Regions from separate parts of the Mus musculus genome. Here region 2 is linked to region 1. The links are chromatin loops, found by intact Hi-C in ENCODE. Cell type or tissue: heart. All regions are shown on one strand. Links, peaks and the distances in the headings refer to the core of each region. The heading gives the core; the rest is flanking DNA.

The links. Hi-C counts contacts between places; a loop is a spot of excess contacts. Peaks named below come from ENCODE experiments on the same cell type or tissue, not always from the same donor. Only the 100,000 strongest peaks of a DNase experiment are listed, where the experiment ranks them.
Region 2: it touches region 1 in a loop (4-fold over the local background); 5 of 42 quality-filtered maps call a loop at or near these places.

Annotation. Positions count from the first base shown.
Region 1 is chr11:86,828,443-86,843,552 of GRCm38, reverse strand. It overlaps Gm33742 (a long non-coding RNA gene), which reads left to right. Exons shown (of 5, transcript XR_001780285.2): 4 at 4,454-4,529. Among named protein-coding and RNA genes, the nearest start is that of Gm51288, 17 kb to the left of the region's middle. In heart, for the core only: a CTCF peak has its summit at 6,947 (motif pointing right); DNase peaks (open chromatin) are centred at 2,832 and 6,952; H3K27ac peaks cover 1,724 bases.
Region 2 is chr11:87,004,696-87,019,805 of GRCm38, reverse strand. No RefSeq gene overlaps it. Among named protein-coding and RNA genes, the nearest start is that of Ypel2, 18 kb to the right of the region's middle. In heart, for the core only: a CTCF peak has its summit at 9,102; a DNase peak (open chromatin) is centred at 9,085; H3K27ac peaks cover 375 bases.

The DNA of each region.
Region 1 (15,110 bases), core at 2,466-10,465:
AACCACATGGTGGCTCACAACCATCCGTAACAAGATCTGACGCCCTCTTCTGGTGTGTCTGAAGACAGCTACAGTGTACTTACATATAATAAATAAATAAATCTTTAAAAAAAAAAAAAAAGAAGCTCTGGGACTCTGGGCCAGCAGGAGAACCCATCAGATTACGGTACTTGCTATACAAGGTACAAGGCTAATGATCCAAGGTCCATCCCTGGAACCACAGAAAGATGGATCATGGCCTCTCTCTGCATGCCGGGTGTGCACATGAACCCCCAACTCAAGAAAACAGTATATTTTAAAGGCTACGAGACTGAATGGAACACAAAGGCAGAGGAGAGAACCAAGCTGGGAGTCCCAGGGTGGTACTTGGCAAGAGATCAGCATTTAGAGATTAGAGAGGGAGCAAAGCAGTAACGCAGAAGTAGACTGAAAGAGAACTGAGGTAGCCACGGTTGCAGAGTGAAGAAAACACTCTAGAGTGATTTGCTAACTTTGAGTTACTTGTGTGTGTATATGTGAATGTATGTATGCATGCATGTGTGTATGTATGCATGTACATACGTATGTATGTGTATATGTATGTAAATGCAGGTAACTTCAGAGGCCAAATTCAGGCATTGGATTCTCTGGAGTTCCCTGGAGCTGTGAGGCACTTGACATGAATGTTGGGAACCCAACTCAGGTCCTCTTGTCCACTGAGCCCTCTCTCTAGCACCAAAGGAGAACAAATTACTTCAGGGAGCGATCAGCCTCCTAACAGGTGCTGACTGCAGAGAGACCATGAGTGCAGGGTTTGTTTTAGTGTGCGTTCTCTTGCATGCTGCCCATTGGCCTTCATGTCTTTCCTGTCTCTTCTTATTCTGATGTAAGCTGTACAATAGTTGGTAACCCTAAGATTTAGAACAATGTCTTGTTCATGGTACGTGTTCAATGAGTAGTCACCAGATCTTTGTTAAATGGAAAAAACAAACAAATAAAGGCCCGCACCTTTAGTCCCAGCACTTGGAAAGTGCAGAGGGAGGCAGGTCTCTGTGAGTTTGAGGCCAGCTTGATCTATATAGCCAGTTCTAGGCCAGCCAGGGCTACATACTTAGGACTTGTCTCAAAAAAAAACAGACAATAGCAACCCATGAGACAAGAAAAATAAAATTATATTTTCTAATATTTCTCTATATTAAAGAAAGCTTACTTTTATACTGGAAGTCATGCTGTAATACTAAAGAAAAAAACTGACACGCCAACCCCCCCCCACCACCCATGTAGCTCAAGCTGGCTTTGAACTCTCAGTTCTTCTGACTCAGCTTCTTGTATGCCGAGATTATAAGGAGGCATCCCATGCCCAGCTAAAAGTTTGAATGACTTATTTAAAATTAGGCAAGGGTGTAACCTCACATTTCTTATCTATAGAAGGGGACTGCTCAGTGGGTAAGGCACTTGCTTCCAAGCCTGAGGACTTCAGTTCAATTCTTGTAATCCAGGGCTGGAGAGATGGCTCAGTGGGTAGGAGCACTGACTGCTCTTCCAAAGGTCCTAAGTTCAAATCCCAGCAACCACATGGTGGCTCCCAACCACCCATAATGAGATTGATGCCCTCTTCTGGTGCATCAGAAGACAACTACAGTGTACTTATGTATAATAATAAATAAATCTTTGGACTAGAACTAGCGGGGCCGACCGGTGGAGGGAGCAGAAGTCCTAAAAAATTCAATTCCCAACAACCACATGAAGGCTCACAACCATCTGTACAGCTACCGTGTACTCATCTACATAAATAAATAAATAAATAATTCTTTAAATTCTTGTAACCCACGTGGTTGAAGGAGAGGACTGACTCCCCAAACGTGTCCTCTGACCTCGCAGCGACATATACATAACTTCCCTAGCACAAAGTAAGTGTAAATAAATAAATGTAAAATATATTTTAAAGGCAATAAGATAATATTTGACACTTTCCTCAGGATGCTGTGATTTGAGGATCTGAAAGATTCTCACAAGCCAGACCACACAGCACGACTGCAGGTGCTTCCAGATACATAAGTCGTTGCTATAGCAAGTTCCATGCGCTTGGGCGAGCCTCCCTAGCGACAGCCATGTTTCAGTCTCACATTTCATTCAGTCTCACAACTTTAAATACCAGAAAAAACCGGAAAGGTTCCCAGGGGAATTACGCTTCCAACCAAAAGCATTCGAATGCATCTCAGGATTGAGAAAAGGGCCATAGAATGTCTGGATCAGTGTTGTTACTCTCCTTGTTTCATCTTAAATTGAAATAATTCAAAAGCCAGATGTGCAAGGTGGCTTTCACGTGTAATCACTGTACTCTGGAAGCTGAGGCAGGAGGATGGCTAGTTTGGGCTACATAATGAGTTCCAGACCAGCCTGGGCTACAGAGTAAGACCTTATCTCACCTCTCCTCACCACTGCCAAATGTAGTAACTTTGTGTCTTTTTACATAATACCTCCTTTCTTTGTTTAGACTCTATAGCTCAAATATCACTCCTTTGTTGAACCTACAGTGGCTACACATCCCTGCATCTATACACATCCCTGCATCTATGTGATCCTCTCAGTTACCCTAAGGAGATTTGAACAGATGCCAAGGGTTAGAAAGGCCACATTGTTGCAATCTAGATACTTTTCCCTCCAAAGGTTAACTAGGAAACTTCCAGGAACTCCTGTAAGTTTAAAGAAGGTAAAGATCCCATTTTCAAGAAGAGTGGCCTTTAACAAGGGAAAAAAATGTGCTGAGTGAAGAGGGTTAGAAGCGGGTGGGATAAGCAGTTGTGGGAGCCCGGAGTCCATCTGGATTATCACTAAGCAGCCTTGGCCGCTAGCCAAGGCTTCTGAGTTATTGTTTCCCCTTTGCTCTGAATCACACAGCCCTGCTTTTCTTCCTGCCCTGGACTCAGAACTCTTGACCCTTCTCTTTTCTGCATGCTGGGCAGAACTGATTATGTTTTAGCACTGGTGTCTTAATACCAAATATCAGGAGAAGATGCCAGGATAGTGTTTAAAGATTCTAAAATGCTAAGAACTTAAGAGATAACTATTTAGAGAAAAGCTTCAAGGACAAACTTTTCCAAATAGGGACAGAGTTTTCATTCGTATGTTGATTCATCTTTTATTCTCTCTCTCTCTCCCTCCCTCCCTCCCTCCCTCCCTCCCTCTCTCCTTTTCTTTCCCTGTGTGGGTTAGTGCTGTGACAGGGGATGAGTGGCTGAATCAGGAAAGACAGAACATCACTGGAGTGTGACAGCAGGAGAATGGGTTCCTAAGGCTGCAAGTGTGCCCTTTGAGATGACTCAAAGCATCATGCTGCAAACTCCCTCTTTTGTATTCCTGTCTCCACGGGGGCAATAGCATCTCTGCAAATGACTGTGCCTGACTGGCCTGTCATTGTTTTTAACACATTCACTTGTCACTTCCTAATATTAGACATTGTGCTAACTGATTTGCATATACTCTTTATAGCCCCCCTCCCAGAAAAAAAAAAAAAAAAAAACGGAGCCGTAGGAATTTTTAACAGTCTTACTTCATACAGAGAAAACAGCCTTGATCCCTTGGTCAGGTGGAGCATCCGGAGAGTGGGTAATAAGTCACTAAGGAAGAGGAACAAACACAGTGAAGGGTGACTTCACAAAGGTGAAGTGTGCTAAGCTGGAATAACAGGATGCTGAGGTCAGAAAAGTGTTTTCTGATGCTGGGACTCTTTGAATAAGAAATAAACAGAAGCACACTCCCATTTCCATTCATATTCTGTTTCTTTCCATGAGATGAGTATTGTGTTGGGACCACGTATAATGAACAGATGCAGGTCGCAGGCTATCGGGAGCCAGGCAGCTCATGACTTTGTGGTATAGAGCAGGTCTTTAAAAGCTTTTCCAAACAGAGTAGTCTTTTGGGCAAGCTGGTCGGCTCCCATGGAAATACTAGAATCTGATTTTCTTTTCCTTCTTTTGTTGATGCAGAGCTGTGCACCCACGGGTTCTGAGAAACCAAAGGTGAGGTGTTTGTCAGGCCTGGGAAGAAGTCATGCTTCCCAGGGGGAGGTGACAGCTGAGGTGTCACTTCAGCTGTTATTTCATCTCCCTGCAGTAGGATCCTCATGCAGCAAAGTGAGAACAAGCTCTGACCTATTTAGGATGCTAAGACACCATTGAGCGCAGCTATGTGGGAGTGGGGGTAGGGGCAGATGATGCAGATCCTGAAACTGCCATAGGAAGAAACTGAGCATTTTAGAGATGCTTTTATAATGACCTTGGTTTTTATTACTTTAATATTATTAATACTATGTATCATTTGTAGACATGGCATCATTTATTTCTATATTAATACTAAAAAGACTCACATAATATGCATGTTTTATAAATACAACTTCTTTGAGGGGTTAACAAGGTCTTAGGCAGCCAAGGCTGGTCTCAAACTTCTGATTGTTCTGTTCTTCCCTCCCAAGTGCTGTGATTTCAGCCACACCTACCCTGCCCAGCTCAGAAACAGTCACTCTAGGCCTCAGAATCATCTATTTTCAGGTAGGTGTGAAACCTTTACAAATATTTTCCATTTCATCTTTAATTTTGGTTGAGTCCTAATTTTGTAGTCTGGCTCTATATGCAGAAATTTAATATATTGAAGTGTTGTAAAAGCATTTTCCTTTTTGTAAAACACTGGACACATGGAAAACTCATCCCTGCATTCCTTTTGTTGTATAACCTCACACTTTCATGATTGAAACTTTCGAATTGTTTCTTGTTTTCATGGTGCTAGGGATCAAACCCAGGACCTTGCATATCCAGGCAAGGTTTTTTTTTTTTTTTTTTTTTTTTTTTTACCATGAGTCAAATCCCCTAACTCCCCCCAGCCCTGATACACACACACACACACACACACACATACACACACACACACACACACACACACACACACACACACACGGTCAGTTTCTATTTGTAACTCAGAATGGTTTGGAACTTGGTATATACACAGTATCTTAGACTGGCCTCAATCCTGAGATCCTCCTGCCTCAATGTCTCCCCATCCAAAGTGCTCAGTCTAATGGCCTTTAAGGCTTTCAAGTTTATTAGTTTAAAATAATTTTATCAAGAAAAATATATTTAGTCCATGATTAAGGCAAAGTAATAAAACCCCGAGTTATGGTCTGAGTGTGGTAGCTTTAAATCCCAGCACTTAGGAGGGAGAGGCAGGAGGATTTCTGTGAGTTTGAAGCCAGCCTGGTAATCTAGAAAAGTATTTGTGTATGGGCTAGAGAGATGGCTCAGAAGTTAAGAGCGCTGACTGCTCTTCTAGAGGTCCTGAGTTCAATTCCCAGCAACCACACATAACCACACAACCATCTGTAATGGGATCTGATGCCTTCTTCTGGTGTGTGTGAAGACAGCGACAGTGTACTCATATACATAAAATAAATAAATAGATCTTTAAAAAAAAAGAAAGGAATGCATTTGTGTGTGTGTGTGTGTGCGCGCGTGCACACACACACACACACACACGCACATGTACAAAGTTGCATAACAAAAGGAATGCAGGGATTAGTTTTCAATGTGTCCAAATGAGGTTTTGTAAAAAAGATGAATTCATTTAACATTAACAACTCATAAAGCCATCACAATCACCTAGCTCTAGAATGCTAGCACAATTTCTGGTTGGGAGTTCAACTCGGTGACACAGTGATTGCTACCAAGCAGAAAAACCTAGGTTCCATCTCCAGAACAAAACCAAACCAAAACAACAAAACCAAATCTATTTTCTGTACCTGGCAAACAGGAACCATTCGCTCGCTCTCTTTGGCCATGACTGTTCCACTCTCTGTCTCCATGACGTGACTGGCTCGTCCTGGCTAGGAGACTCATTCACGTTGTACCATGAATGACAATGTCCTTTTAATCTTCTTTTATAAGCTGAATAATGTCTGTTGTATGTATTTACAAACTTTCTGTACCCATTCATCTCTCAGTAGACATTTGGGTTGTTCCTACATTTTGGTTGTTACCATCAAAAATGATATAATTATTTAGTCAGGTCCCTGACCTCAATTGTGGTCAGTAGGCACTTTTGAGTGGAAATGCTTTATCAATATTGTACCATATGCTTAATTTTTGAAGCACTTCCATTTTTTTTTTGCCATAGCAGTTGCACTATTATCTTTGGCGTAGATTTCAATTTTTTAACATCCTCCCACAATTTAAATTTAAAATTTTAAATTTTATATAACATTGATTAATTTTTTGTAACCTCATCTAGTTTTTGATTGCTTGTTTTTTAAACAGCCAAGAGATTAGTTTATTTCATTTTCTGGAGTGTTTTGCCTGTGTGTATGTCTATACACTGCACAGATGCAGTACCTATGGAGACCTAAGGGGACATTGGATCCCCTGGAACCAGGGCTACATATGGCTGTTAGTGTCATGTGGGTGCTAGGAACTGAATCTAGGTCCTCTGCAATGTGACAAGTATTCTTAACCATCAAGCAATCCCTCTGGCCCCAGGTTGCTTTTTGAGACAGGGTTTCATTGTAGCTCAGGTTGGCTTCAAATTCACCATGTAGCCAGGGCTATCCATGAATTCCCTATGCCCCTGCCTCCACCTTGTAAGCACTGAGATTGCAAGTGTGACACACCACATCTGGCTTACTTATCCAGTGTGTCTAGCTTTTGTGATTCCTGTTAGTGCAATATGAATACTTACACTTTGCATATACCTTCTCTGGCTATAAAGGAAGTATGTAATTATTGAAAACCTACAGCTCATATAATCTATAATTTTTCTGTCCTTTACAGAGCTGAGTTTATTAGGTCACATTTGCAGTAATGCCTGAAATCTTACTAGTTCTTTCGCTAGTCAAATCTACTTTCCTCTGCTCTGTTCTACCCTGGTCTTTCCTGATGGCCCTGCCTGAGCAATGCAGTCCCTGATGTAGTTACCATAGGAGCCACTGGAGGGCAGTAGCTCCCTCTCACCTCTGCCCCTATTGTAGAAAGGGTGTTGCCATTAGGCCAAGAGCATTCCTGAAGCAGCAACTTAAGGAGTTGCTCAACAACTGTAGAGAAACAGGGAGAGCCTCCTTCTTCCACATTTAGTTATACGTTGTCACCTGGGTTTTGTACAATTCCAAGCCTAGGACCTGACTGAGAAAGTGGAGGGGGAATGGCCCTGGGGGTGGGGAGATAGCTCTGTTGGTAAAGTCTTCATTAAATGCAATATCCAGGCGCTCCTGCATGCAGATCTGGAAACTTCAGTGGCCAGTGACCCTGCCTCAAAGAATATAGTGGCAGCTAAGGAGGCAAAGGCAGGTGGATCTCTGAGAGTGTGAGGCCAGCCTGGCTTACATAGTGAATTCAAGGCTATCCAAGGCTACACAGTGAATTCCTGTCTCAAAAACAAAACAAAATAACAAAAACAACCAAACAACCCTGAAACGTAACTGTAACAAAGTGGCCAGGTCTGGAGAGATGACTCAGTGGGTAAGAGTTCTTGCTGCTCTTCCAGAGAACCGAGGTTTAATTCCCAAATGGCAGCTCACAACTATACCTAACTCCAGTTTCAGGGGGTCTGACTCCCCATTCTGGCCTTCAGGTGCACTGCACACACATGGTGCATAGATACTGAGACACATACAATAAAAGTAAATAAAATCTTTAAACAAATAAGGTGATGGAATTCAAGCTGTTGGTAGAGTGCTTGCCTAGTTTACATCAAGCTGCAGGCCCTATCCCAAGTATTCCTTGAAAAATGGTGGGGTGGTGTAGCTCTATCACCCCAGTTCTCAGGAAGGACAAGCAGGATCAGAAAGTCAAGGCCATTCTGAGCCACACTGTGAGTTCCAGGCCAGTATGAGCTACGTGAGATTCTGTGTAATAGAATTCTGTGCAAATAAACAACAACAACAAAATAACAAAGCATGAGAGACTGGAAAAACATGACATATCAACCATTGGCTTTCACAGGCATGTGTGCTCACCTACACACACGGACACACACAAATAAAGAAAAGAGAAAAAAAATGGCCCTGATACCCTGTAGTTGGCAGCCCACAGCTGGTCTCAGAGCGTTCCCTTACCAAAGATAAACAGTTTTCACAGAGTAACAACAATCCTCAGGCGAGGTCACTTGGTTGTCTTGGGGAAACAAGGCAATAAGGAAAATCAGCATGGACACAGAAAAGGACATTCAACAACCACAAAAACATCCTTACGGTTCTAGCTACGTGGACAAGAACCTAGCCTTTTATCGTGTTAATGGGATGAGGTTGCCAGCTGTTGTCTCCATCCTAGTTCTCTCTGCTGCCTCCCTACCTTCCTCAAACACCTTCTCATGCAAACTAATCCCTGTGTAATGACTGAGGTTTCAGCTTAGGTCATTGACCACGTGAATGGACGACTTTTGTTTGGTTGGTTTGATTTTCAAGATAGGGTTTCTCTGTGTAGCCCTGGCTGTCCTGGAACTTTTACGGTAAACCAGGCTGGCCTTAGACTCAGAGCCTTAGACACCACCCCTGCCAGCAGCTTTATAAGACTGCTTTTTATAATGCAAAGAGTCACATCTTATAAACAACAATGCTTGAGAATATAACCTTTTCTTCACCCTTCCCTTAGAAAGAAAACCCAAGGGCTGGGGCTGGGGGTCAATTAGTAAAATGCTTGCCTAGCATGCATGAAGCCCTGGGCTCCATCCCTAGCATAGCAGAAAGGTTGTAACAAGCAAGGCATGACTACATGCCCAGCACTTTGGGGGATAAAGTCAGGGGGGTCAGAAGGGTCAAGGCCATCCTCATGCTTGACTGGTTACGATGCTAGCCTAGGGTATGTGAAAACATACCTCCAAAAACTGTGTGTGCGTCACCTTTAAACATCCTCTTTAACCTTTTCCTCCAGTTGCACTTTAAAATTACCTACCGTGCCTCTCCTTTTTCCTTCCTTCCCCCTTCCTCCATTGGTTCCCCCTCATTTACTCTCCAAATGCCCTTCTCTTTGCTCCTGCACACTTTTTTTTTTTTTTTTCCGAGATAGGGTTTCTCTGTGTAGCCCTGGTTGTCCTGGAACTCACTTTGTAGACCAGGCTGGCCTCAAACTCAGAAATCTGCCTGCCTCTACCTTCCAAGTGCTGGGATTAAAGGCATGCACCACCACCACCTGGCTTCTGTACACCTGTACACTTTCTTACTATTCTATTCACCCCTGCCACCCCACCCTCGTGAGCGTGAGCCTAAGAGCAGAGTGTAAAGTGTTGTATAGAGCCCTAAGCCCGTAGTGGGTTCTAGCTTCTGGCAGCCACGGCAGAGCACAGCGCCATCTGCTTAGCTTGGCAGAAATCACTTGAGCGTATCTCCTTCCACTGCCCCTGAGAGAGGCCACAGAACAGCACCTAGGGTTGTTGGAGCTCCGCAGCCTGGTCAGTGGTTTCATCCAGACCCCTGACAGAGGAAACAGCCCTGAAAACAGACCCCTCCCCTTTGTAATGTGGGCACTTCACCTCAACTGGCACTGTCCTTGCCTACAATAATAGCAAGTTTGGGCCCAGCCTGGGATACATGAGGCTCTGTCTAAAACAACAACAAAACAAATTAACATGGTAAAATTAAATTCTAATTTTATTACACTTATTTATGTATATTCAAGTGTGTATGTGTTTGTGCGCTCACGTGTGTGCGTGTGCAAGGGAGCCATGTACATGGAGGTCAGACAGTTTTCCAGAGTCAGTTCTCTCCTCCTACCAAGTGAGTTGTAGTGATCAAACTCAGGCTATCAGGCTTGGTGGCAAAGCACTTTTACCTGCTGAGCCATCTCACTGCTTGTAAAATTCTTTTAAATTACATTGGTGGCTCAAGCCCACAATCTCAAATGTTGAACTCAAAGCCTAAGGCAAGAAGAATTCGAAACGAGTTGGAATTCAGTCTGAGTTACACAGCGAGCCTCTGTTTCAAAACAAACAAACAAACAAACAAACAAAAATAAAACACAGAGAGATTATACTTATTCCTATTTTATACATGTACACATTGAGCCACAGAATAGCTCAGTGGTAGAGTACTTGCCTAGCACAGACAAGGTCCAGAGTTCAAGCCCAAGCCCTGAAAATAACCCTCCCCCAAACCCAGAGCCTTGCTCACTCACATGGTATGAAGCTTTAATTTAGTGGACACAATATCCTGAGATAGCTATCAGGGACCCCTGTGTCTTCTCTGACCTAAGTTGGGCAAAGTCAATTTAATTAAACATTCACTCATAGTAACTCATTTCCAGAGCCAAGGGGCAAACAGTAGATGTTGGGAATCTAAGAATCTCGGGGGGGGGGGCTTGGGAGGGTGGGGGGTGTCCTTCCCGTGAATTCTGTATGGTCATCACATTCTTCTAGCAACTTCTTCTCCGTGTGAGTTGCCAGATATATATGAATGAGACTTAACAGATCTCTAGCTTGGAATATCTCTCTGTTCTGCATTCAGTGATTCCGAGATGGCGGGAACTGCCCTGAAGCCCAGTTGAGCCGTTTTGGCATTACTAGTTCTTATATGTCCAGCTGTGATGCACCTAGCAGCTTCCTCAGAGGCCTCTTGTGAGGACTGAGAGAAATGGGTAGCGTCTGTGGAAGTGTCAGACTTGTAGACTGTGAACCCAATGAAGCTCAGCCCTTCCTGTGTTCATCACCAGGATTTCTAGTCAGTTAGAGGTGTTCTAATCATGAAGGGACTGTATACCAACCTCGCTTCGGAGTCAGGCTTTTCTCCATGTAGCCCTCAGTGGTGTTTAGTTTGCAATACTCTGCCTTAATCTCCTAAACTCAGGAATTACAGGCATGCAAACCACACCTGGCTCTTAGAGAGACAATAAAAAATTATTATACGCGCACACACGTGTGTGTGTGTGTGTGTGTGTGTGTGTGTACACATGCCATAGCACTTTTGTGGATGTCGGAGGACAACTTGCAGAAGTCAGTTCTCTCCTTTTGCTCACGATACAGCTGGTCCCTGGAATTGAACTCAGGTCATCAGAATTGGTAGCAAGCCCCATATTGGATAAGCCATTTTGTTGGCTTTACAGCGATTATTTAAATTCCTAATGTGAGCCTCATCATTTTGATTGACTTTTTTATTTTTTTATTATTTTTTATTTTTGTTGGTTTTTCAAGACAGGGTTTCTCTGTATAGCCATGCTGGCTGTCCTGGAACTTACTTTGTAGACCATGCTAGCCTCAAACTCAGAAATCCACCTGCCTCTGTCTCCCAAATGCTGGGATTAAAGGCAAGCGCCACCACTGCCCGGCTTGATTGACTTTTGAATGCAGTCATGATGGCACACGTCTGTAAGCTCAGGGTATGAACAGCTGAGGTGGGAGGATCGCGAGCTGGAAACTACCTTGGCCTACAAAGGAAAAGCCTGTCTCAGATAGAAGCCAGTGGCTGGGCATCGCGGCATGTGCCTTTGATCCCAACAGTTGGGAGACAGAAGGAGAAAGTTCTCCATTTGAGGCCATCCAGTCTACATAGCAAGTTTCCAGGCCTGCCAAAGCTTCCTAGCGAGTCTGTATCTCAATAAACAAACACAAACACAAACAGGGGCTGAGGAAATGTCTCAGGTAGGGAAGTGCCTACCGGGAAGGGATGGGTGTCCAACTTTGGAACCCTAGTACCCAGATAAAAAGCCGGGTAGGCTGGCACACACCTGTAATCCCAGTGCTAAATGAGACCGAGACAGGCGGATCCCAGGCCCTCCTGGGCCAAACAGCTTCGTTGAATGGTCAAGCACCAGGCTCAGTGAGAGGCCCTGCCTAGAAAACAAGGTGGAGACTTATTGGAGACACCGGAAACCAACCTAGCCTCCACATGCACCTGTGCACACACGTGAACATGTACATGCCTGGCAAATGATAAGCAACACGTGGCAGTCCCTCGAGAAGCCCACATCCACACCTGGGTGAGTTTTATCTTTTCCCCCGAGTATCCCTCTTTCTGTTAACTCTCAGGATTAAATTGATACTAAAAATCCCTCTTTGGGTATACCAGTGAGATTAAACTTGATGGGACATGGGTAAGGAAACTTGCTACCAAGCCTGATGATTTGATTCTCAGCACCCACACAGTAGAAGGCCACCTCCTGAAACTTGACCTCTGACGTCTACAGGGACATCTTGTTTTGGTACACACACACCTAACTAACTCAATAAACAAACTTTAAAAAAATCAGGGGCTGGTGAGATGGCTCAGCGGGTAAGAGCACTGACTGCTCTTCCAAAGGTCCTGAGTTCAAATCTCAGCAACCACATGGTGGCTCATATCCATCCGTAATGAGATCTGACCCTCTCTTAGGGTGTGTCTGAAGACAGCTACAGTGTAGTTACATATAATAATAAATAAATCTTTGGGCTGGAGCGAGCAGAGACCAAGCGAGCAGAGGTCCTGAGTTCAATTCCCAGCAACCACATGAAGGCTCACAACCATCTGTACAGCTACAGTGTACTCATATACATAAAATAAATAAATACACCTTTTTAAAAAATTAAAATCATTTAAATAGGTTCTAGCTCTGCTTCCAAATAACTAATTTGTTTAAATAAAATATGGGTTCTGAATAAAGTCTACAGCATTTTTCCCCTTAAAAATGTTATATTCATTATGATTTTTGGTTTGGCTACCATGCATAGGAGTCGTTGTCGGCTTTGTGAATTGGCTAAGGAAGAAACATATTAATTCTTTCCTATTGTCCTAATTGCCTTGGCTCCATCACATTAATCAGATAAATATTCAACCATCAAAGTGGCTTGTCTATTCTGAAGATCAAAGTATTCACCAAGAACAGTTTCTTTTAAAAATGCTGCCCCATCTACAATAAAGGCAGTTGTCTGATAAATGCCACATCATCAAACTTAGACTAGAATTGATACAATTGCTTTTAAAATGAAAAAGTTTCAATTATTTCCTTTCGGTCAGTGAGGGTAAAGGATGTTCTCTTTTCCAATTTATAAAGAACATTGCTGAATAATGCTCCCCCAAAACTAAGAAGGATGAGATAAAAATATTAAAGAACCCATCTTTTGGTTGTTACTGAATATTACTAAGCTTACTTAAGTTAATAAGCTTAAAATATATGTGTGAAAAACCATATTGTGTCATTTTCTCATACCAGATGTTCTCTATAGGTAGGATGGTGTTTTATTTGTTTGTCCAATGTTGAAAGAATTATCTAGAACACAGGGTTGCTACCTCATGCTCTAGAATTTTTGTTGTTGTTGTTTTAAACAGTCACATGTTGCCCAGCTGGCCTCAAAACTCACTATGTAGCTGAGAATGGCCTTGAACTCATGATATTTCTGTCTCGGTCTCACAAGAGCTGGAATCACGGGCTGGCGAGATGGCTCAGTGGTTAAGAGTGCCAAATGCTCTTCTAAAGGTCCCGAGTTCAAATCCCAGCAACCACATGGTGGCTCACAACCATCCATAACGAAATCTGATGCCCTCTTCTGGAGTATCTGAGGACAGCTACAGTGTACTTACATATAATAAATAAATAAATAAATCTTTGAAGAAAAAAAATAAAAAATAAAAGAGCTGGAATCACACTTGTGCCTAGTTTCCTATTTAAATAAAAAACAAACGAATGAACGAATGAACGAACGAACAAACCAACAAGGCCTAATGTATCCCAGGCTAACCTCAAACTCAATAAGAAGCCAAGGATAGCCTTGAACTTCTGATCCTCTGGTCTCCATCTCCTGAGTGCTGTTGTCACAGGTCTATGTCACCACGCCCAGCTTATGTGGTGCTGGGGACAAACCTGAAGCTGTGTGTACACTAGGTAAGAACTTTTAGCATCTGTACATGCACTCTGGAGGCAGAGGCAGGTGGATCTCTGATTTTTGAGGCCAGCCTGGTCTACAGAGTGAGTTCCAGGACATCCAGGACTACACAGAGAGAAACCCTGTCTTGAAAATCAACAAAGAGGGGGGGGGAGAGAGAGAGAGAGAGAGAGAGAGAGAGAGAGAGAGAGAGAGAGCCACCTGCCAACAGTTCTGTCTCTCAGCTATCATTTTCAAATAACTTTTTCACATATGGAATTTGGCAGACACAATTTAATCATAGTAGGTGTGATGGTTTGTATATGCTAGGCCCAGGGAGTGGCACTATTAGAAGGTATGACCCTGTTGAAGTAGGTGTGGCCTTGTTGGAGTAGGTATGTCACTCTGGGTGTAGGCTTTAAGACCCTCATCCTAGCTGCCTGAAAGCCAGTATTCTGCTAGCAGCCTTCAAATGAAGATGTAGAACCCTCAGCTCCTCCTGCACCATGCCTGCCTGGATGCTGCCATGCTCTTGCCTTGGTGATAATGGACTAAACCTCTGAACCTGTAAGCTGGACCCAATTAAATGTTGTCAGTATAAGAGTTGCCTTGGTCATGGCATCTGTTCACAGCAGTAAAACCCTAACTTAGACAGTAGGGAAATTAAAATAGAGTAAGAAACTTCTTGAACAGCTTCAAAATAAATTTGTATACACCTTTAAGAAGACTTTAACGTATAGTAGGTGCAGATAAACATACACACAATATATAAATGTATTTATTTATTTATTTATTTATTACTATTGGTGTGTTTTATCACTGCAATAGAAAGCAAGTTTGAATACCAAGGAAAAATCAAAGGAACAATTTAAACAAACAAACAACAATAACAACAACAAAGAAACCCAGTATGACTGCAGGCTGCTAATTTCCAGAAGGAAAGGCACTCAGAATTTGGAATAAAGATAACAAAGTCCCCTGTTTTAGGAGCTTCACAATGCCAGACACAAAAGGACCTTCAAAGCTTCTGGACAAAGTAAAAATCACTGCAAAGGATCTAACGTGAGTGGCTTTGAACATCACAGCCCAAAAGCCGGATGTGTTAACATCAGTTAAGCATTCTTATTGTGGCATTCTTTTAAGTGCCTGGTGATAAAAACCTACTTCACTCTGCCGGGTTACAGGATGCAGCCTACCCCCACAGTGTGTTAAGATGACTTGCCCCTGGAAACACATACTTGAATTCTTTCCAAACATTGTCACGAACAAAGCTTAGAAAAAGAAGTTCACAGACACGGTGCTGCAGTCTCGAGTTTTGAGACTGTGTG
Region 2 (15,110 bases), core at 4,650-12,649, 170 kb before region 1:
GACCTTGATGAAGGTTTTAAGCCAACCGTGTGCAGTTTGTGTAAACTAAGAGAGTGTGCTGTTGAGCCCAGCTGTAAGTGCCTCCTCTTTCGCTGAGTGCACTTGGAGACAACAGTGTAAAAGCAGAAGACACAACTGCTGACCCTGGCTGATTCTGTTCCTGCGGGCAAAGTGATCATTTCCTCTCTCGCCTCTCAAGAATGAGTGCCCAGCGCTGCAGGTAACAGCCACCCCTACACAGCAATCGCCCCGTCTGCTTCTGCTTTCCCATTGGCAGGCTAGGCCCTTATATTTTGGAAATAGGAGTTTGTTCTTTTGCTATTTGTTCCTTTATTTTTAAAGACAGGGTTTATCTTTGTGTAGCCCTGGCTGTCCTGGAACTCTTTCTTGAACACAGAAATCCACCTGCTTCGGCCTCTCAAGTGCTGGGATTAAAGGTGTGCACCACTACCCAGTTTAGCTATTTCTCTTCTCTTCTCTTATCTCATTTATTTATAGATAGACCTCTTGTAGCCTCGGGCCTTAGGCAGGGCAGGCAAGTTCTCTATCACTGAGTTATATCTACAACCCTTGATACTTCTACTTTTCAAAAGAAGACATATTATTTGTGTGTGTGTGTGTGTGTGTGTGTGTGTGTGTGTGTGTGTGCTTGAGGAGCCCAGAAGGCGGCACCAAATCCTAGGATCTGGATTTGCAGGTGGCTGAGAACAACCAGTATGTGTGCTGGGAACTGAACCTCTGGGCCTCTGGAAAAGTAGAAAGTGGTCTTAACCACTGAGCCATCTCTCCAGCCCCGAGACCAGGTCCTGATAGACAGGGTCTTAATATCTAGTCACTTGACTTTGTGCTTAGGCGCTTCCTGCCTCTCACAGTTGTGAGCCACCACGGCCAGTGTAGAGTGCTTTTTGTTTATTTTTATTGCAAAGAACATCATGTCTCAAGTCATGTGGTGGTGTCACATGTCTTTAGTCCCAACACTCAGGTGGCAGGGACAGGCGGATCTCTGAGTTGGAGGCCTGGTCTACAAAGCAAGTTCTAAGACAACCAGGGCTGTTACATAGAGAAACCCTGTCTCAAAAAATAAAAACCAACCAACCAAACAAACAAACAAAGTGTTTCACTGGAACTGCCTCTGTAGATCAGGCTGGCTTTGAACTCTCAGAAAGCCACCTGATTTTTGCCTCCTGAGAGCTGAACTAAAGGCATGAACCACCATTAAAAATTAATGCTGGCTTTGCTAGGTGTTATATAGGAAGCTGAATCAAACATAGCAGAGAATTCTCTAAGTAAAACATCTGTGTTGTACATACTCAGTTTTAATCTTGAACTCTTTGTTAACGAGGGCATTCTTCTAAGCATTCACAGGTGATTTGTCCTTGCATGGAAGACTAGGAGAGTGGGGGAGCCCCCCACTTCTGTTTCTTGTTAGAGCCATTTCTGAGCCTCTCTAAGCATTGCAGGTAGCTTTGAGCTTTCTGCAGCGAAGGCTTTAGCTCTCCTGACCTAGACTCTTAACCTCTTTCACACTTCCTCATTCTCTGCTTCGAACCTGGCTTTGTTATAGAAGTGAAGCAATTCTCCAGGTGGATTTGTGAATCATGCAGAACTATCAGATTTGAGCCAAAGAAGTTATTATTGTAAAATGATCTTCATCTAGTTTAAATGACGTGTGTGTGTGTGTGTGTGTGTGTGTGTGTGTGTGTGTGTGTGTGCATGCATGCTCCATAGTGTGTGTGTAGAGAGGTCAGAAAGCAATCTAGTGTGCCTTGCATCTTGTTTGAGACCAACTCTGTTGCTCACCAGGACATACCAGTCTAGTTGGTGGTGAACTTGGGGGAGTCTCTGTCTCTGGGTCCCATCTCGCTCTTGGAGCATTGGAATTCTCATTGTGAGCTACTACCCTAAAATGACAAAGGGCAGCTAGAGGGATGGCTTAGTCACAGACAGCTCTTTTTGCTCTTACAGAGGATCTAGGTTCTGTTCCCAGGAACACATGGGCAAGCACAACAGGCCAAATGCTTATATATACAAGATAAAATAATCTAAAAAAAAAAATTAGGAATCTAAGGCCCTCTTCTGGTGTGTCTGAAGACAGCTACAGTGTATTCATATAAATACATTTTAAAAAAGAAGGGGGGGGGGAGAGATGGCTCAGTGGTTAGGAACACTGACTATTCTTCCAGAGTTCTTCCAGAGATCCTGAGTTCAATTCTCAGCAACCACATGGTGGCTCACAACCATCTGTAAAGGGATCTGATGCCCTCTTCTGGTGTGTCTGAAGACAGCCACAATGTACTCACATACATAAAATAAATAAATAATTCTTTAAAAAATGTTTTAAACAAACTAACTTCTTAGCTAGCCAGGGTCTTGCTAAATTGCATAGGTTGGGCTCGAACTTATGAACCCTTTGCCTCAGGCATCCAAGTGGCTTGATTTACAGGCCTGAGCCACCAGACTCAGTAACTTGGATCATTCATTTCTCTCAGTGCCACAGCCTAGACATCAGTTCAAACCATTTCCTTCCTGTATCACTGCAGAATCTCTCACAGTTTCTTTCCCTCTTTAGTCTGTGCTTAAAGAAGCTGCCCAAGAAATCCAGCTAAAGATATGTCAGGGGCTAGAGAGGTGGCTCAGTCAAGAGTTCTTGTCCCATCTTGCAGAGGATTTAGGATTTAGTCCATTTCTCAGCACTTACATGGCAGCTCACAACTTCTGCATGCATCAGGTGCTAGTGTGGTGGAGAGATTCATAAAGTACAGGCAAAACACTCACACACAAAAGAAATAAATCATATACATACACACATGCCATATATATGATATATGATATGTATGTACATATGATATATTATATATGTGATATGTTATATATCATTCATATATATGTATATATGTGTGTATGTGTGTATATATATATATATATACACACACACACACACACACACACAAAACCAAAGCCAAATGTGGTGGTGCACCCCTTTAATCCCAGCACGTGGGAGGCAGAGGCAGGTAACTCTCTGAGTTCAAGGCCAGCCTGGTCTACAGAGTGGATTCCACGACAACCAGAGAAACCCCTCTCTCAAAAAATAAAACCCAAACAGATAAACAGATAAACAAACAAACCCAAAACCATTAATTCAGGCTTAGTGAGATGGCTCAGTAGGTAAAAGTGTATGTGCCAAGCCTGAGTTTTATCCCCAAGACCCACTTGGTAGAAGTGGCTTCTATTAGATTCTCTTCTGACTTTCTCCAGGTGTGTGCTGGTTCAAACCTTTGCACACTCACACAACCAACCAACCAACCAACCAACAACAACAACAACAATTGCAACAAAGTTAAAGAAGAACACAAAAGAATAGTCAAGGGGCTGGAGAGATAGCTCAGCAATAAAGAACACTTGTTGCTCTTTTAGAGAACCAGGATTGGTTCCCAGCACCTTGACAGCTTATGAGCATCTTTACCTCCAGTTCCACAGCTCCAGCGCTCTCTTCTGGCCCCCGTAGATACTGCATGTGCTTGGTGCACAGGAAGGCAAACAAACACATAAAAAGAAATAAATTTTGAGCTGGAGAGATGGCTCAGTGATTAAGAGCACTGTCTGCTCTTCCAAAGGACCCAAGTTCAATTCCCAGCATGCACATAGCAGCTCACAACTGTCTGTAAGTCTAGTTCCAAGGTATCTGGCACCCTCACACTAATGCACATAAAATAAAGTAAAATAAAATAAAATAAAATAAATTTTAAACAAACCAACAAGGGTATGATGGCGCACACCCTTAATGTCTCAGCACTTTAGATGTAAAGGCCAGTGTTTCTCTGCGAGTCCAGGCCAGCCTGGCCTATATAGAGGCTCTGTCAAAGGGAAAAGGAAGGAAGGAAGGGAGGGTCAACTTGACGTGATGGTGTACATAATCCCAGCCTGGGGACAAAGACAGGAAGATTATGAGTTCCAGACCAGTCTGGGCTATGTAATGAGACCTGTCTCATAAAAACAAGACAAAGGAAGCCACACACACACACACACACACACACACACACACACACACACACACAAGAGAAATCAAAACTGAGTCATAGCAACAAAGACATACCACATCTCCTTTCTCCCCAAACCCTCCCAGGAGGTGACTGACCTTCAACTCCAGCATCAGAGCATCCAATGCCCTCCTCTAGCCTCTCTGGGTCCCTCAACACAGGACACATGTACACACCAACACATAAATGGAAATTTTAAATCAAAACAATCCCTCCTCAGATTTCCTTTTTCAACAGAAAGCCAAAGGCCTTTATGGTGTCTCTGTCTTTCCCTCAGCCTCCTGTCTCTGCCACATCTCTTACTCTTTCCATGACCCAGTGAGTTTTCATGCTGCCCCTTCACTCTTTCTCCACACATTCTGTCCTTGGGCCTTTGTACATCTCTTCCCTGGGTGAAATGTCTCACAAAGAATGGATGCTCACCAGTCCCCTGCTTAAAAGTTATCCACAGCTACCAAACCCAAACACTATTGCACATGCCAGCAAGATTTTGCTGAAGGGACCCTGATATAGCTGTCTCATATGAGGCTATGCCAGTGCCTGGCAAATACAGAAGTGGATGCTCACAATTGTCTATAGGATGGAACACAGGGCCCCCAATGGAGGAGCTAGAGAAAGTACCCAAGGAGCTGAAGGGGTCTGCAACCCTATAAGTGGAACAACAATATGAACTAACCAGTACCCCTAGAGCTCATGTCTCTAGCTGCATATGTAGCAGAAGATGGCCTAGTCGGCCATCATTGGGAAGAAAGGCCCATTGGTCTTGCAAACTTTATATGCCCCAGTACAGGGGAACGCCAGGGCTAAGAAGTGGGAGTGGGTGGGTAGGGGAGCAGGGCGGGAGAGAGAGTATAGGGAACTTTCGAGATAGCATTTGAAATGTAAATAAAGAAAAAAAAAAGTTATCTGGTGGGGCTGGAGAGAGGGCTCAGTTGAAAGTGTGCTTGTGAGGAGTTTGAATCCCAGCACCTATGCTAACTAAAAGGCTTTAGGAATGGAACCCAGTACATTAAAAAGAAAATCTTCAGAGGTAGATAATGCTCTCAGAAGCAACAGGTTATTAAACGAAAATTCCAACTGCAGGTGTTTTCCGTGGAGGCCCCAGAAGCCCTAGTATAAGTTTCCCCCATTGCTCCTCCTGGCTGGGGACTGATCTAGGGCCTCCGTACGCTGGGCATTTGCTGCCTCTGAGCTATGTTCCCAGCTCTCTCTACACAGCTTTTGATCAAAGTGATCTCAAGGTCCTCTTAGCCTGCAGCTTTGCACAGTTAGCACTGTCTTCCATCTGTGAAAACAGCACAAGCTAATAAAAACCTACTTAATAATTAGGGGAACAGTAAAACATTTTATGAGGTTGTAGTAAAAAAAAAAGTGGCCAAGGTTTGCATGGCTTGTGGCACTGAATATTTGTATAATCGTTCAGAAGAATATTATCCAGACTCTTAGGAAAACAAGAAGAAAAAGAGAACTGGAGATGTAGCTCATTTGGTGGAGTGCTTGCCTCCAGTGTGTGAGTTTCTGGGTTCTGTACCCTGCAAGTGAGCTTGGTGGCTTCCCTGAGCTGTGGGAAGTGAACCCAGAAGGTAGTTAGGGTTCTGGTTAGGGTTAGAGGTTAGGGTTAGAGTTAGGGTTAGGGTCAAGAGAAAGCGAGGGAGGGAGGGAAAGAGAAAGGGAGGGAGGGAGGGAGGGAGAGAGAGAAAGGGAGGAAGTGAGAGAGAGAGAGAGAGAGAGAGAGAGAGAGAGAGAGAGAGAGAAGAGTGTTGTGGCTCTAGTCTGTGTGTAATAATCCCTGAAGTTGGGAGACTGATTACTGTTGCCTGTTGCCATGATTAAGAAGGCAGCCTTAGCTACAGAGTGAGGCTCTGTTATAGAAAGCAAACATTCAAACATTGCTGGGCCTGATGCTGCAGGTCTATAATCTCAAACAGAAGCCAGAAGATTATGCTAAGATTCCAGGCCATCCAGGGCCTATCAGGTTTCTCTTTCAGTCTTTCCTGTCCCCTAACTTATGCTGAGACTAGTAGGTCAGTAATTCCAGCCACACAGGATCGGGAGCACTTGTGTTTCACAGTGAGTTTGTGGCTGGCCTAGAGAATGTAATGAGACCCTGATCTAAATAAAATATGCAAATAATGGCAAATATGCAAATCCGTGGTTAAGAGCACATACTGCTGCAGAGGACAGGGATTTGATTCTCAGCATCCATGTGGTGGTTTACAACAACCATAACTCCAGTTTACAGAGGCCAATACCCTCCTATGGCCATGGAGGGCACCAGGCATGTGTGTGGCATACATATGTACATTTTCTAAAAAATGAAAAAAAGCAATGAAAGATGTAAATAGTAGGCACAGTGGTTCATGCCTTTAGTCCCAACACTCAGGAGGCAGAGGCCAGCCCTGGTATACACAGTGAACTATATTCAAGTTAGCCAGAGCTACATAGTGAGACCCTGTCTCAAAATGAAATGTAAGTAAAAAGTAGGGATGAAGATAATATGCGTGTGTGTGCGCGCACACACATACACAAATAAATAAAGTAGGTAAATAATTAATAAATAAATAAAAAGGGCTGAGGATGGGGGTCTGTGATACAATACTTGCCTAGCTTGGAAGAAGTTCTAGATTTGACACTCAGAAGTACAAAACACACACACAATTTTAAAAGGACAACTCAGTGTGTTGGTTAGTTTTGTTTTTGTTTTTTTTAAATCAGCTTGACACAAAGTAGGGTCATTTGTAAAGAGGGAGTCACAATTAGGAAAATCCCTATGTCAGGTTGGCTTAGACTCAAGTCTACGGGGCATTTTCTTTGTTAATGATAAGCATAGAAGGGTCCAGTCCGTTGTGGATGCTACTACCCCTAGACAGGTGGTCCTAGGGTGCATTAAACAAGACAAAAGAAAAACAAACAGCTCCCCAAGCTGATATGTACATAAATAAATAAAGTAAGTAAATAAGTAAGTAAGTAAGTAAGTAAGTAAATAGACAATAAATAGAAAGAGCTGAGGTTGTGGTCTGTGGAAAACCAGTTTTGGAATCTGCTTTCGCCAGTGGAGTGTCACTGAGTACATCAACCACAGTCCAGGAGACCCCATGCCAAAAAGTAGCTGCTCAACAGAACAAACTCAATGGTGTTTTATGAACTTTTTCCTTAGTTTTGCTTTGTTTAGGCCTTTTTTTGTGTTATTAGTCTTTTGCCAGTTTGTTTTAAATTTTGTTTTTGTAGGGAGTTTTTGTTTCTTGATTTCTGGTTCTGGCATTCTGTTATTGTGTATAGTTTTTTTGTTTTGTTTTGTTTTGTTGTTTTTCTTTTTGTTTTGAGAGAGAATATAAAACTTAAAATTGGGTGGGGAGGGGAAAACATGATCAAAATATATCCTATGAGAAATTTTTAATTAAAAAAGGAAAAGCAGTCCAGATTTGGGGGTGCACAACTATCCCCCACTCCACCCCACCCCCACCCCCTAATACTGAGTTTCACTGTGTAGCCCTGGCTGTCCTGGAACTCACTCTGTAGACCAGGCTGGCCTTGAACTCACAGAGATCTGCCTGCCTCTGCCTCCTGAGTGTTGGTATTAAAGGTGTGTGCCACCACCGCCCCACTTGGTCCACACTTTTAATCCCGGCACTCTTTGAGATCAGTCTGGTACACAGTAAGGTCTGGGCCAACCAGAGCTACAGAGTGAGCCTGTGTCCAATATAAGAGCAGCCGTGGGGGCTGGAGAGATGGCTCAGTGGTTAAGAGCACCTACTGCTTTTCCGAAGGTCCTGAGTTCAAATCCTCGCAACCACATGGTGGCTCACAACCATCTGTAATGAGATCTGACGACCTCTTCTGGTGCATCAGGGTTAGGTTAAGACAGCTACAGTGTGCTTAGATATAATAATAAATAAATCTTTAAAAAAAAAAAGAGTGGGGCTGGTGAGATGGCTCAGCAGGTAAGAGCACCCGACTGCTCTTCCAAAGGTCCTGAGTTCAAATCCCAGCAACCACATGGTGGCTCACAACCATCTGTAATGGGATCCGGTATCCTCTTCTGGTGTGTCTGAAGACAGCTGCAGTGCACTTACATATAATAAATAAATTTTAAAAAAAAGAGCAGATGGGGGTGGGGTGGGGGTGGGAGGAGGGCGAGATGAATCAGCAGGCAAAGTTTCTTGCTGTCCAGGGTGAGGACAGCAACCCATGTGGTGGAAGAGAGCTGACTCTCACAAACTGTCCCCTGACCACTGATGGCATATGATGGCAGGCATATGATGGCATGTGTGCACAGCACCCCAACACACAAAATAAAAAAGGACATTTTTTTAAAGCCAGAGTATGATCATTAATCAAGAAACTTTTAAGTTATTTATTTTTATTTTATGTGCATTAGTGTTTCACCTGCATGTGTATCTGTGTGAGCTTCTCAGATCCCCTGGAACTGTTTTACACAGCTGGGAAATGTAATCCCAGCTTGCGGGAGGCTGAGGCAGGATTGCTAAAAGTTCAAGGCTAACCTGAAATACCTAGTAAGTTTAAGACAGCCTGTGAGACCCTGTCTCCAAAGCAAAGCAAAAATAAACAAAATGTGTTTTTAAAATCCTAAATAAATAAAAGAATGTATCTCTCCACAACCTTCTTAAAAGGATTTATTTATTTTATGCATATATGAGTACACTGTAGCTGTCTTCAGACACACCAGAAGAGGACACCGGATCCCATTATAGATGGTTGTGAGCCACCATGTTGTTGCTGGGAATTGAACTCAGGACCTCTGGAAGAGCATTCAGTAGTATTAACCACTGAACCATCTCTCCAGCACCCCCCCCCCCAAAAATGAGGATCTTTGGCTCTCTCCATTATAGTTGTATTCACAGCTCTTGGCCTCAAATTTTTAAATTTCAGGGTGATCCCGAACGTTATAGGAAGCTCAGCGTGTATCTGGCCTCTACTGGTAGTGATGCTCCCAGAATGTTCTTAGATTTTGCCTGAGGCTGGTTGGGGTGAAGAGAGAACTCTTGGATTCATTAGGAATGACCAGGCCTGGAAAGCGGACACTGGGAAGCTATACCCAAGTTTAACCACAGGAGGTCTCCCTAGACCTAATTATGATTTGAGTCAGTCTTGCATTGGGTTGTGGGAACTACCGAATTGTTCTCTTTTGGTAATCTGAACACACCTGTTTTTATTTTTAAAAAATGCTGCCGGGCGTGGTGGTGCACGCCTTTAATCCCAGCACTTGGGAGGCAGAGGCAAGCGGATTTCTGAGTTCAAGGCCAGCCTGGTCTACAAAGTGAGTTCCAGGACAGCCAGGACTACACAGAAAAACCCTGCCTCAAAAAAACAAACAACAACAACAAAAGCTAAACCTGGTTGGGCCTGGTGGCACACATCTTTAATCCCAGCACTCAGGAGGCAGAGGCAGGTGGATATGTGATTTCCAGGCCAGCCAGGGCTACAGAGTGAGTTCCAGGAGAGCCAGGGTTACACAGAGAAACCTTGTCTCAAAAAAAAAAAACAAAAAACAAAAAAACAAAAACAGAAGTTACATTGATTTATTTGTGTGTGTGTGTGTGTGTGTGTAACTACAGTAGAGAAAGTTGACAAACTATAACCTGATATTTTGGCTGAGATGCCAGTAAGAAGAGAAAAACAACATTACGTAAAATCTCAGGAAATGGGAATTATTGGATTTAAAAATGTACTGATTGGTGCCTTCACTGTAACAAATGTTAATAAAACCAGGAAACTGGAGGGTGGGGTGGGGTGGCTTGTGCCTTTAATCCCAGCAGAGGCGAGTAGGTTTCTGGGAATTTGAGGTCAGCCTGGTCTACATCCTGAGTTCCAAACTAGCCAGGGCTACACAGTGAGACCCGGTTTTCAAAACAAAACAACAAAAGCCAGAAGCGCAGGTCCTCATTAGGCTGGAGACAGACGTTAATTTCCTTTCGAGAAATGAGTTTCGGCTGACGACCCTCATCCAGCTTACTTACTGGGTTATTTCTGAGGGTGATGTGTCCTGCACCCCATAACAGGCTTCACTGCGGAATATAGCTCTGCTTTTGTGGCTTCTTGCCAGTCTTTCTGTGACTTGCTCAGCGGAGTACTTGGAGGCAGGTAAGAGAGGGCTCAGCAGAGAGCAGAGAAGAGCACGGTGCCGACTCTAGATTCCTCTTCTGAAGAGAGGGTCTTGAGTTAAGCTGGGCATAGTGGCTTACGTCTATAATCCCAGTATTTGGAAAGCCAAGGTAGGAGACCACCTCAATCTTGAGGCCCTCATACTGTTGAGCTACAATGTGAGACCCTGTATCAAAACGACAACCAGACCATGGCCCAAGCAGGAGGGCTTGAGCTTCCATCCCTAGCACAGGGTAAAAGCTGAGCAATGAGTCTATAGCTTCAGCAATGTGGGCAGGGAGAAGCGAATCGCTGGATCATCGGCCAGCAGGTCTAGTTGAATCAGTGAGCTCTGGGTTCAGTGAGAGACCCTGTCTTAAAATAAAGTGGAGAAATTGGGCAGTGGTGGCGCACGCCTTTAATCCCAGCACTTGGGAGGCAGAGGCAGGCGGATTTCTGAGTTCGAGGCCAGCCTGGTTTACAGAGTGAGTTCCAGGACAGCCAGGAGAAACCCTGTCTTGAAAAACTAAAAAAAGGAGAGGAAGACATCACCTCTGGCCTCTCCACGCACGCGCGCACACACACACATACGCACACACACACATGAATGAATGTGTGCACACACAACTCAAGATCTTCAGGCTGGAGCACAGGTAGGTTAGCATACACAGCATACAGGAGGCTCTAGGTTCAATCTCTAGCACAGACCAAGGTTGAGGTGAGACAGATAGACAGACATACAGAAAGAGACAGACAGACACATAGACACGGGGACACACACGGGGACACAAACACATGCACACACACACACACACAGGAGAGAGAGAGAGAGAGAGAGAGAGAGAGAGAGAGAGAGAGAGAGAAACCAGGCCTGCAATCCCATCTACTAGAAGCTACAAAAGAATCTGAAAAAAAAAAAAAAAGGTAAAGAGATCTGATATGGTGGCAATGTGTCTAATCCCAGCACTTTGTAAGTTCGAGGCCAGCTTAGTCTATATAGTGAGTTACATGCCAGCCAGGGCTACATAGGAAGACTTTGTCTCAGAGAAGGAATTGTACTCTGTGGCACACTACTTGCCTAGCAAGACCCTAGGTTCAGCTCTCAATATGAGGGACAGGCAGAGGAGTAAAATGGATAGAAGACCCCAGATCCATAGTCTCACCATTGGCTGTACTTATAATCAACATAGCTATTTATTTTATTTTATTTAGTACATGCAGATGGCATGAATGTAGAGGACAGAGGACAACTGTGGGAATGGGTTCTTTCCTTCTGCCATGTGGGTCCTGGGGACCAAACTTAGGATTTTAGGCTCAGCAGCAAGCACCCTCCCCTACTGAGCCATCTTGGTGCCCTGTCACTTGGGAAACTTTTAAAGCCACTTCTGCCTGGGCTCCACCTGAGACCAATTAAATCAGAATTGCCTTGGTCTGTTTCAGACATGTCCAGAGGATTCTGCTCTATAAGCAAGTCTGAACTCTAACCCTAATGTATCTGAAGTCAGCTGGGCCAGGTTTGATGGCAAGGCCTGGAAAGAAGGCAGAAGCAGGAAGACCTCTGTGATTTCCAGGCCAGCAAGGCCTATAGAATGAGACTCTGCCTCAAAGAACTAACAGTATTCCAGACCTGCTGCCACACACCTTTAATGTAGAGGAAGAGACAGGCAGAACTCTGTGAGTTCAAGACCAACCTGGACTTCAAGGTAAACTGTGAGGCCCTATCTCAATAAATAAATTAAAAAGTCAGTCCAATTCCATATAGACAGGCTGACCTTGAACTCACAGGGATTAACCCGAATGTGCCTTCAGAATGTTAGAATTAAAGGCATATGGTGCTATCCCTGGCCAGTGTAGGGTGTTCTTTACCCCCAAGAAATTGCTGGAATTGGAATATTGCCATCATTTGAGACTAAACGTCTGGCTAGTTAAGTTGCTAGGCATCAGATGGAATTGTCTTTGGGTAATAGAAATAGATTCCATTTTGGTGTTGTTTGAAAAAGGAGTTGCCTAGATGATGTCGCCTAAAGTCTGGGTAGTTGGCCTCAGATTTATTAAGCACTCTATACTCTGGTAGCGTGCCAGCATCCCAGAAACCACTCAGCCTTTGTAAACTCAGCTCAGCGTATCAATTTCCCTTAGCTGGTGTATAGAATAATGAGCCTTTGTTTGGGCAGCCGGGCCTCGGTGTCTAGCTGGCTGAATCATCAACAGTCGACATGCGGGTTAATGAATTAACACTGTTCCAAAAAGAAAAACAAAACAAGACAACCCCCCTCAAAAAAAAAAAAAAAACAACAACAAAAAACCCAAACCCACAACCATAGCTTGGAGGGGGAGGGTAGGATACCTCTGTAATTCCAGCAGTTGGAAGGTGGAAGCAGGAGGACCAGAATTTAAAGTTAGCCTGCCATGGTGGTACACACCTTTAATGCTGGCACTCAGTAGGCAGAGTTCTGTCGAGTTTGAGGCCAGACTGTACTACCTAATGAGTTCCAGGATAGCCAGGACTATACAATCAGGGCTATTTCAAAACAAAACCATAAACAAAACAAAACAAACAAACAATAAAAACTTTAAGGTTGGAACAAGAGAGATGACTTAGTGGGAAAGTATTTGCTATGTAAGGGAAGACTAGAGTTGGCGTCCCCAGCACTCCGTAAGAGACAGGGGGACATGACTCTCTGCCTGTATTCCCAGTGCTTGGGAGGCAGAGACGGGGGAATCCCCAAAACAACCTGGAAAGCTAGACCAGCGAATCTGTGAGCTCTCCAGTCAAGTGAGAGATCCTGCCTAAATATCTAATGTGCAGTGTTAGAAGACACCCAAACAGCTAACACTGCCCTCCAGAAACACACACATACACACACATACACACACAAACACACACATATACACACTCAAGAGAACATACATATTCACACACACCTAAGACAAAAACAAAGTACAAGGTTATGCTCAAATACGGAATGAGTTTGAGTCCAGTCTGGGCTACAGGAAACCCTATGTTAAAACAAAACAAAACAAAACAGCCGGGCGTGGTGGCACACGCCTTTAATCCCAGCACTAGGGAGGCAGAGGCAGGCAGATTTCTGAGTTCAAGGCCAGCCTGGTCTACAAAGTGAGTTCCAGGACAGCCAGGGCTACCCAGAGAAACCCTGTCTCCAAAAGCCAAAACCAACCAACAACTAATCAACCAACTAACCAAAAAAGCAAGCAGGGCAGGCCAGAGGTGGTCACAGAGGCCTTTAATCCCAACTGAGAGGGAGAGGCAGGTATAATCTGTGTTTAAGGACAGCCTGGTCTATATAGGGAGTTCCAAGCAAAGGGCTACAGTTGAGACTCTGTCTCAAAACATATATACAGACAGACAGACAGACAGACAGATAGACAGGATTAGCGAGATGACCCAGCAGTTAAGAGTGTGTTGTGCACCTCTCTTGCAGAGGACCAGATAGAGATTGGTCTCCAGAACCAACACTAGGCTGTTTACAACCACACGTAACTCCAGTTCCAGGGGAACTTCTGGTTTCTATAGACACTTGCACTTATAGGTCCATGTTTAAACACACACACACACACACACACACACACACACATGGCACACATGCACATAAAAATTTAAAATGCAGTTTTGTCAAACCTTTGTCTATTTTGTGAAGTTTAACTTAGTGAAGAAGGATCACTGTAGTGCAGGCTGGCAAGATGGTTCAGTGAGTATGGGCCCTCGCCACGGAACCCGATGTCCTTAGTTCGAGCCCCAGAGCCCACATGGTGAAAGGAAAGAGCTGCCTGCCTAAAGTTGTTCTCTGACCTTTACATAGGTGTCCCCTAAAATAAATATATGTGTGGGGGAGTGATTTAAAATGTTATTACAGGACACAGTAAACCGTGAAATGTCATCTACTGAAAACAGACAGTGAACGGTCTGTGGAAACTTCCAGTGTAGAATTCCCATTTTCCCCTGGCGCGCCTCGGTAACTAATGGGAGTATACTTCAAACAACAAACCACACAATGGATTCACTCAGAAAACATCACATTCGACAGCTTTGGATACAATAGGATTATGCAATTGTTCTTCTCTGAAAATGAACACACACACACACACACACACACCCCAGCAGTTGTGTGTGGTCTCAAGTTTCCAGCTGCCCATTTGCTGACGGGGCTATTATCACAAGAAACATCTCAAAGCCAGGGAGGGAGGCTCAGGACTTGGGAAGCAGAGGAAAGAGGACCTGGAATTCGAAATTGCTCTCAGCTACTTAGTGAGTTTGCATCCAGCCTGGGCTACATGAGGCCCAGAGAGCAAACAGCACCTGTGGGCTACCCATGGACAAACTTCCAAGGAGCTTGGGTTGTATTGGGCTGAGGGGGACGGGGCTCCGTGGCCGGACACTTGTTTAATTCCCAGCATTAACAAATGAATAAAGTAAACAAACTAACAAGCAGTAGTGTTGTTTAAGACATTCGAAGACTGACGACAGGAAACTCCTGGTCTGGTGTGCTGCCAGTGAATCTACAGGAAGTCCCTGCACAGCCACAGGGAGAACAAAGGGGCTGGGTAAGAAGGTCCAGCCTGGCTAACCTGTGAGACCTTGGAAAATCTGAGGAGACAAGTCTGTGTTTGCCAGACATGGGAGAGCAGAATTTAGGCTCTATGGCCAGGTAGTTGTTTGTTTTAATTTAATTTTCTTTCTTTGTTTTATCTTTCTTTCTTTCTTCCTTTCTTTCTTTTTTCTTTTTCTTTCTTTTTTTTTTTTTTTTCCGAGACAGGGTTTCTCTGTATAGCCCTGGCTGTCCTGGAACTCACTTTGTAGACCAGGCTGGCCTTGAACTCAGAAATCTGCCTGCCTCTGCCTCCCAAGTGCTGGAATTAAAGGCATGTGCCACCACCGCCCGGCTCTTCTCTTCTCTTCTCTTCTCTTCTCTTCTCTTCTCTTCTCTTCTCTTCTCTTTTCTTTTCTCTTTC